2 separate regions of the Mus musculus genome follow, and region 1 is linked to region 2. Evidence: chromatin loops called from intact Hi-C (ENCODE). Cell type or tissue: heart. All regions are shown on one strand. Links, peaks and the distances in the headings refer to the core of each region. The heading gives the core; the rest is flanking DNA. Region 1 overlaps Adamts3 (a disintegrin-like and metallopeptidase (reprolysin type) with thrombospondin type 1 motif, 3). Region 2 has its middle 15 kb from the start of Gm35936.

Region 1 (4,404 bases), core at 324-4,323, 450 kb after region 2:
GTAAAACAGGGAAATGAGGGAGTTGTTTAGCAGTTCATTAAACTGAACAGACCTAGAGGGGTGGAGTGAGGAAGGGTGACTCAGTCTGTGTGACGGGATGCACTGGTGTGAGAAAGTGTCCTCACACCTCGAGTTGCTGGATCAGCAGATAACAATATGCTGTTTTCATTTCATGTTGAATCTCAGAAAAATAATGAATCTATTTTCAGCATGAACTCTGTTCCTTGTGATATTAGGGCAAATGTAAAGCTATCATTTACCTTACACTTAACTTTATAGGGAATGCTGAGGAACCCAAGGGGGGAGGTTAGGGATGGCTAAGATGATGATGCATTGTTTATGTGCATGGCATTTAGAATGCATAGAAATGGCAGCCACTTGGGTGAATACAACACAGTGATAAAAACCTACAGGCACTCACCAGTGAAGGACTGACTTTCTGAGGATACCGAGGAGACAAAGGAATGCAAAACTGAATCTAGGTAAACATGCCACAGTCCACGAAATTAAACATACAGTGTACAAATGCAAACTGTGAATAAGAGAACTGGTAGAAGGTAAAGGAAGTACAGGTTCTGAAAAGAAAATCTGACCCAGTGGATTTCCTGTTCGGTCCATTGCCCTGTCCTCTTTCTTGCATATGGTGCCTCCCATATCTAAGCATATGCTGCAGGGAAGCCTGGCCCAGGCACGAGGCTGGATTTTTTTTTTTTTTCCTCCTTTGCCAGAGATAGACTGAAGTACCTATTCTTATCAAGCAGAGATGGTTTTAACTGTGTGTAGGCTGAATTCTGGCCATTGAAACAGTTAACTATGCCTAAAACTTCTGGTCAACCTTCTTACCTTCTCCAAGACACATAGGGAAGAGCAGTCTGCTGGACTTGACTCTGACTTTAGAATTGATGACACTCTTCTAAAAGGGAATTAACCTGGCAAGGAAGATTATACATAAATAGTACAGGATATAGAAACATGGAAAGATCTGGGTCCTTGATAATCTACTGACAAAATTACCTAGGAACCCCCCTTTTCTGAACCTCTCTGCCATATAACTAATAGAATTCCACACTGCTTACAATGTTTCAAGAAAAGAGGGACTTTAAAATTAATGATAACTGAAAAAAAAATCTAACTGACACGCAATGACTTTTCATTAAACTCAATTTATGGTTTGGATATTGAAGTGACTTTTAAATTTTTGTTTGCTAAATGAGTATAAAAACCAAACCATGCAAGCATTATTGTATTTGCCACTTCAATGAGAGAATCTCTATGTAAAGATGCTGTCCATTATACCTTGAAGGTGGGTAGTAACAGTGAAACAAATGCAAACACGGACTGTTCACAGTTAAAACTTTGGGGATGGGGGACTTGGACAGTCATATTCATTAAAGGGAAGCAGAGTATATTTTTTAAAGCAGAAATTCTTTTATGCAACTGTAGAATTGACATCATATGTTGGCCTACATACAGGTTTTGAACTATCGTTATACAGTTTCCCTGCTGGTAATGGCATTTCACAGTAGTATGTGATATCTTGGTACAATAGCACCCTCATACATTTGGAGACTGGCACTATACCTTATTAGGAATGACACTTTCCCTATGAAAAACAAGATGTTTGTGGAAAGATCACTATCTGGTAATACTAACGGCTTCATGTGACAAAGTTGACTTTCCTCCGACTCTGATGTTAGCAGGGGACATCTGTTGGATTTTACATCTATTTTTGGCTCTGATCTTGGGCTCTCCACTTACTCTTGGAAAAGCAGCTCGTGATATTCTAGTGACTTCATTTTTAACATAGTATTCCATTCATGAGGAATGCCAAATTTCTATATAGACTCACTCTGTGTTTCTTATTACTACTGCAAAACAATATGTTTCATTCCTATTTCTTTATGTCACCATAAGGAAAGGTAATGTGATTTATTTAGGCTATTTATTTATTTAGATTTTTTTTTTTTTACCATTCACATTATCTGAATGAAATGTAACTTGCATTCCCACAGAGCAAATGGTGTAGGAGAAATGTAGGCAACAATTATATGGGAAGTGTTACATGTGTTAGGATTAGACTCTGAGGCATATTTTTTTTAAAGCAATCAGGAAGATAGCCTAAACCTGATAACAGGATTGTTACTCTTTTATTAGTTTGATCTGGAGTTGTTCCAGTGTTCTTGTGTAACCCTAGACTCATAAAATGACCATATTCCTTCTCTGTAACCACACCACCAACCTTGGTACCTGCCATCATTCTGAGGTTCCCCCGCCAGCTCCTGATACCATGCTTTGGTAACATAAAGGACTGCAGGAGTGCAGCTGCAGAATCTAATCACGTTCCTCTGCCAAGCCTTTGGGAAATCCTTCCGTAGAAGCTTGTGTGGGCCTCTGTGCTAGTCGGCAATGTGCAAGCAGTGCTTCTATTCAAGTTTCGTTAGCATAGCTTAAGTAATATGTACCCCATAATCACAATGCCGATGGGGATGTTTAGTGGAGCTTATTTTTGTCTCAGATAAAATGGGCATTCTGCTTTTTGGAGCCAGCAACTAGATAATGTGCACAGGATCCTGTCACCATCTCGGACACAAGGTGGCTCTTGTCTTGACCCTGCAGCTGTTTGTATCTGAACTCAGTCAAAACATACACCTTCCCAACATTAGCTGTCTCCTTTCAGACAATAGGGACTTCTGAGGAGAGAAACAAGTTGACTAATAAGCACACTTTGATTTCTGGTGACTATGAGTAGGCATAAAATATGTCAACCATTTAAGACTAAGTGTTCAGAGTGAGTAGTAACATACAATATACCATATTTAGTAAGTTCAAAATTGTACTTCAGTACAGAAAAAAAAATCTTCATTTAACATTAAAAATTGCTGTACGTTATGCCTGAATTGTTCAATTGTATGTTGCCTAAAAATTCACTCCAGAAAATACAGAGAAAAGTAGTTATGTTTTTTTGTAAAATAATACATTACTGACAGCAAACTAGTGTGTGAACAAAAGTTTGGAATCAAAATGTGTTTAATATATTAATATATCCAATAATGTGTGTCAAGATAAGTTCCAAAATTTTACTGTTCCCCAAAAGGAAAAATGAATTTTTCCAAAAGAAAAAAAAAAGAACTTATCATTTGATATTCTGAGAACACATCATTGATGTAAAGTTCCTTGTTGTGGAACACTTTTGGCCATTAGCCTCATCAATTCTACTGTTCAGGGTAGCTCCAACTGCCCTCACACTAACATTTACTATGTGAATACTACTTCCTATACCTCAGCCCTAACAAAAATAAGTGTGTGTGTGTGTGTGTGTGTGTGTGTGTGTGTGGTGTCCTATTTATATTAGCCACATCCAGTCTGACAATCTACTCCAACACATGATCAAGATGAACACCAAGTTCTAAATATGAAATAAGCACTGTGGCATAAATTATTTAATATGAAAGAACTACATCCATTATTCTCTGTCTACCATACTAAAAATCGGCCATTTGTTCTATCAACGGTTATGCATCATATATGTGCTCAGACTTATGCAGGCAGTCACAACTACTGTGAGATTATGATTGCACTGGCTGTGTCATGTCCAGAAGTCGCATTTCACAGCCTTTCATCCCATTTCCCAGATCTTAAATTCTTTCCACCCATTCTTCCATAATGTTTCCTGAGCCTTAGAGAGGATGGTATAAGTGTCTTCTTTAGTGCTAAGCACTCAACCATCTTTTATGTTCAGTATCCTGACCAATCATATGTCTCTGAATTCACTATTCATTGCAAAGAGAAGCTTATGTGAGTAATGCTGAGAGTAGTGCTTATCTATGAGTATAAACATAATAATTAGAAGGTAGCTTGGTGTCATATCCATTTAGGTGAACAGTAGTATTACGTTACCTCCCCCAGGGCCCAAGGCCTCCTCATCAATTGGTTTTTGACAGGGTTTACATTGCAAGGTATAAATTCTCTTTTGTGGAGCACAGTCCTTATATTCAAGCACAGAGTAAATGGTTTCGGCCATAACAGCTGTACCACTATTGTACTAATGTGTACAAGTCGCCTGGAAGATCATTATTATACTTCATATGGTTCCTTACTAGGTAAGCTCATTGATGCCTTTTCTCCACCAGAAGCCTACATAGCACCTTCTGTCACAGTGAAATCTAGCTGGCAGTGGGGAGGCTTCCAAATCAGTTCCCACTTAATTTTCTTTTTTTTATTAGATTTTTTTTATTTACATTTCAAATGTTATCCCCTTTCCTGGTTTCCCCTCTGAAAATCCCTTCCCCCTTTCCCCCTGCTCCCTAACCCTCTCATTCCTGCTTCCTGGTCCTGGCATTCCCCTATACTGGGATCCTTCACAGGACCTAGGACCTCTCCTCCCATTGATGACCAACTAGGCCA
Region 2 (4,404 bases), core at 174-4,173:
ACCCGAAGTCTTTGTCTTTCTGGGTCTGGCTTGTTTCACTTAACATGATGTGATCTCCAGTTCTGCCTATTTTCCTGAAAATATTATGGTTTCACTCTTCTTTTAATATTTAGGTTACAATACAAGGTATTGGGTGTTGTGCATGTGTGTTACTGTGCTTTGTCCTCAGTCAGTCCCCTTCCCTCTACTGTTTGCTGTCTGTCCTGTCTGTCCACTTGCTCTTTCTTCCCTCAGTCCCTACTTTAGCTTTCCTACTACTTCTATTCCATTGCTCTATTTACCTCCCTAGAGAATATTTTCTGCATTCTGTGATCCTCTTTAAGTTTCATGATCTATAAACACTCATGGAAACACACACACACACACACACACACACACACACACACACACACACACACTTTTAAATTAAGTTTCTACATATGAGGCAAGATGTGGCATTTGTCTTCCCCAGTCTGGCTCCTTCCCTTTAGCAAGGTGATTTTCAATTGCCTTCACTGTTTTGCGAAAGTGCCATGAATTTATTGATAAAAAAATCCATAAAATTCCATGTGTACACATTCCACATTTTCTTTATCCATCCATCTGTTGATGGGCATGAAGGTTGGCTTGATATCTTGCCTATTGTAAGCAATGCAGCAGTAGACATGGCTACAACTCTCTTTGTGGTGTGCTCACGGATACTTGCTGTGTTGTGGGTGGTATTTAAAGAAGGATACGTTTTACAGATACTTGAGAAGGCAGGACATACTTGTTTGCATAGAAGTTTCTCTCTCTCTCTCTCTCTCTCTCTCTCTCTCTCTCTCTCTCTCTCTCTCTCTCTCTCTCTGGAACTTGCTCTGTGACTGGCTGGCCTCAGAGTGTTTATCTTTCCTGGTACGTCGAGGCAGGGGAGAAGGGAGCACGGCATGTGGTGGGTATCTTTCCTGGTGGAGGCAGGGGAGAAGGGGCACGGCATGTGGTGGGTATCTGGATAAAGCCAGGATAGAAGCCCTGTGTCTGACCAGTTCCTCTCCTACTCTGAGCCTTTTCTGTAGCTCACTGAAGCGCATCATGAACAGGACTCTAGGAAGCATGGCCCTGTACTAGGTGACTAGGTGTGTGGGAATGATTTATGAATCACTAGGAGAAGGTCTCTGCTCTTGACTTTTGTTCTAGCAGAGGAAGCTTGTATAAGAAGTAAAAAGAAGCAAACAATGTCACTAAGGGGATAATGGGGTAGTCCTGTGTACAACTTGGGAAAGAAAATTCAGGGTAGCAGGGAATGCCCCTACAAACTATGCAAAGAAAGGGCATATCTGAGGAAATGAAGGAGGCAAGCCATGGCTATAGTGTAAGTAGGGCTGGGCATTCTTAAGTTTTTGGCCTTTACTCTGAAAAAAGGGACAAATTGCTTCTTCTCACCTCCCCCCCCCCCCCACAGGCACCTTTGGCTTAATTCTTTTTTTTTTTTTTTTTAAAGATTTATTTATTTATTTATTATACATAAGTACACTGTAGCTGTCTTCAGACACACCAGAAGAGGGCATCAGATCTCATTACGGATGGTTGTGAGCCACTATGTGGTTGCTGGGATTTGAACTCAGGACCTTCAGAAGAGCAGTCAGTGCTCTTAACCACGGAGCCATCTCGCCAGCCCCCAATTTTTAAGCTATTTTGTGACTACATATTTTATACATCTTACAGTCATTTCTAAGCCTAAGTATAAATTTCTATCTGGTATTTGTTATCTATAAGATCAAGAATCAGAGACCAATATAGCTGAAGGGCCCAGCTTCAAGGGCTCAGCTTAACATACCAACTCCAGTTTGCTTTCAGACTCCATTTTATAATTAACTTGCTCTCTGAATGAACTTAGATACTGGAAGAATCCCCAACTTTTTCCAGGAGCCATGTTGCCCTGGTAACAATCACAATTTTGCAGGGAAATAGCCACTCTACTCCTAGCAACAACCAATCAGTTCTTAAAGGGAGAGTATTTAGTGTCTTAAAATAGATTGACTAAGCTGGCAACCATTGTTCATACCAAGCTGAAGTCATTACTAGACAATAGAAGTGCACCAACCAAATGTCAACCAATCCTGTAACTGCCATGTTAGAAAGTCCCTCACTCTGCTACTATGATAAAAAGGCAAGGCTTGTACCAGCTCAGGACCTTCCACACTGTCCATTGTGCTGGAGAGGCTGGAGGGTCTGCACTTGAGCTTGAAGAAAGACTTTACTTTTGCATGCGAGTTGGATTCCTGGTCGTTGCTGGTGATCTGTGAGGAGCTCTAGATCTGAGAATAACAAAGCTTAGTTATCCTTGTGGATTATTTACTTATGGATTCCAAGTTGCTGTAAGACTCTGAGTTCTGACTGACTGTCTTTGCTTATGACCCTGCTGATCTCAACACCAACCTGGAGGCACATTTACAGAACGTGAATGGTTGTCACCAACCTTAGGGTGATATGACGTTTGCATATTAGGATGTTGCTCTTGGTTGTCACCTTGACAGGACCTGAAATCAACTAACAGGCAAGCTGCTGGAAACGTCAGGGAAGGATTTTCTTGATTGGATTATATGAACCAGAAAGATCAGCTCAAAACATAGGTGATAATTTCTGGTAGCAACTTAGCTTCTAATGTAGACTGAAGACTAGCGGCTTTCAAAGAATCTCCCAGGCCTTTGGTAAAAGATTGTGACTGCTGAGATATCCAGCCACAGGGACTGGAAACGACCAGATTCTCAGCCTCTCCAGTGTGAGACTGATGTTTGACTACTCAGACTGTGTTGTGTAAGCCAGTCCAGTAAATCTCCTTTAGTATGTATTCATACTATTGAGTCTGTTCCCCTAGAGAACCCCAGCAGATGGGGTATTATATCTTGTAACTTGCTTTATTTAACTTCATCTGAACATAACCCTGTTCCACTAGGTGAAGACATTTTTCTTCAGCACAGTGGTTCTCCTAAGCGTAAAAATATGAGCAAGGTTATATTTCATATGTTAAGTACACATTCTTCTGTAAACTAGTTATAGGACTCTTCATATACATTACACAAGGACCTTGAATCTTCCGTGTGTGCCAGCTTCCACATGTTGGTGGGATGGTTAATTTTGATTGCTACCTTGATTATATCAAGAATCACACAGGGCATTACTAATTGCCTTTGAGGGTGTGTCCAAAAGGCTTTAACAGGGGAGGAAAAAACAAAACAAAACAAAACAAAACAACAACCCGCCCTGAATGTGGGCAGTACCATCCTATGAACTGTGATCCTGGATTGAATCAAAATGAGAGGAAGGAGAAAGCCAACCAAGTATTGGCTTGACCCCGTCTCTGCCTCCAGTCTACCAGGTTCCCACAGCCATGGCTGTGAGCTGCTCCTTCCGCTGTTCCTTACCCACTGTGAGAGACTGTATTCCTCTAAACTGTGAAGCACAATAGACCCCTCCTCTCTTAAGTTTTGATCACTGTGATGAAAAAACTAGGTAATACAGTAGATTCTGGGTCTGAAGAGGTTGTTGTCCAGTTTTTCCCTTTACCTCAGAGTAGAGCAGGGAGTGAAATTTGTAGAGAGCTAGGCACATCTGAGAAGGAAGTGTTTAATACCCGTCTGTTTTCACGGAGAGAGTTGAATGGTTAGAGGATTGAACTAGTTGGTAATTTCTTCTGGTAACAGAAATAGTTCTTTACACAGCTGGTAGTACAGCAGTTTGGTTACACCAGTGTCACCACAAACACAGGCGAGGTATGCTTCCTCAACATTGACAAGGAACATTATGGTAGGGTTCTGTAAGTTCAGAGGCAGGAAGATCATGAGTTCAATGCCAGCCTGGATTATATAGAGTATCACTAAAAAAAAAAGTATTATGATATATCAACATTTCACTTGTTGATAATAATTGTTTACCTCAATTATAATCTAATGGGACGACTATTAGTCATGGTTTGTGGTTGCCAGTCATTATGGAAGATTTTTTTTTTAATCTAGAACTTTATTTTGTGGGTGTCAAGGGGTTAGGGATGAAAAAATGGAGAACTTTTTATGGGCTTCTAGGCATAGAAGACAGCTCAGACTGTAGCCTATGAGGAGGTTGGCCCTGAGCCACTGGGGACAGTTGTAGTTATAGGAGCAGCTCTGATCCAGGGATCTTGCTTTTGTCCGGGGTGACCTGATCTCCAGTACAGTTTAAGTTTGTGAAGTGTCTAAAGAAAGAACGAAGTCAATACTTCTTGCTTAAAAACCCCGGGTCCACCAGCAGCTATGAAGGGAGGAGGGGGTTATTAGAGTTTATCATCTCAGTGCCTTTGTACACAGCAGCTTTGTCTTTTGCTGAAGTGAGCCATGCTTACATGGTCAAAGATCAAATAAGAAGATTTTTAGAAGAACACATGAACCAGAGACTTTTTTTTCTCAATGA

What was found. Peaks named below come from ENCODE experiments on the same cell type or tissue, not always from the same donor. Only the 100,000 strongest peaks of a DNase experiment are listed, where the experiment ranks them.
Region 1: a loop joins it to region 2, with 6 times the contacts of the local background. A loop is called at or near these places in 5 of 42 quality-filtered maps.

Annotation. Positions count from the first base shown.
Region 1 is chr5:89,725,659-89,730,062 of GRCm38, reverse strand. All of the region lies in intron 4 of Adamts3 (a disintegrin-like and metallopeptidase (reprolysin type) with thrombospondin type 1 motif, 3), which reads left to right. Among named protein-coding and RNA genes, the nearest start is that of Gm25758, 100 kb to the left of the region's middle. In heart, for the core only: no CTCF peak of the experiment used is centred there; no DNase peak of the experiment used is centred there.
Region 2 is chr5:90,175,949-90,180,352 of GRCm38, reverse strand. No RefSeq gene overlaps it. Among named protein-coding and RNA genes, the nearest start is that of Gm35936, 15 kb to the left of the region's middle. In heart, for the core only: no CTCF peak of the experiment used is centred there; a DNase peak (open chromatin) is centred at 1,992.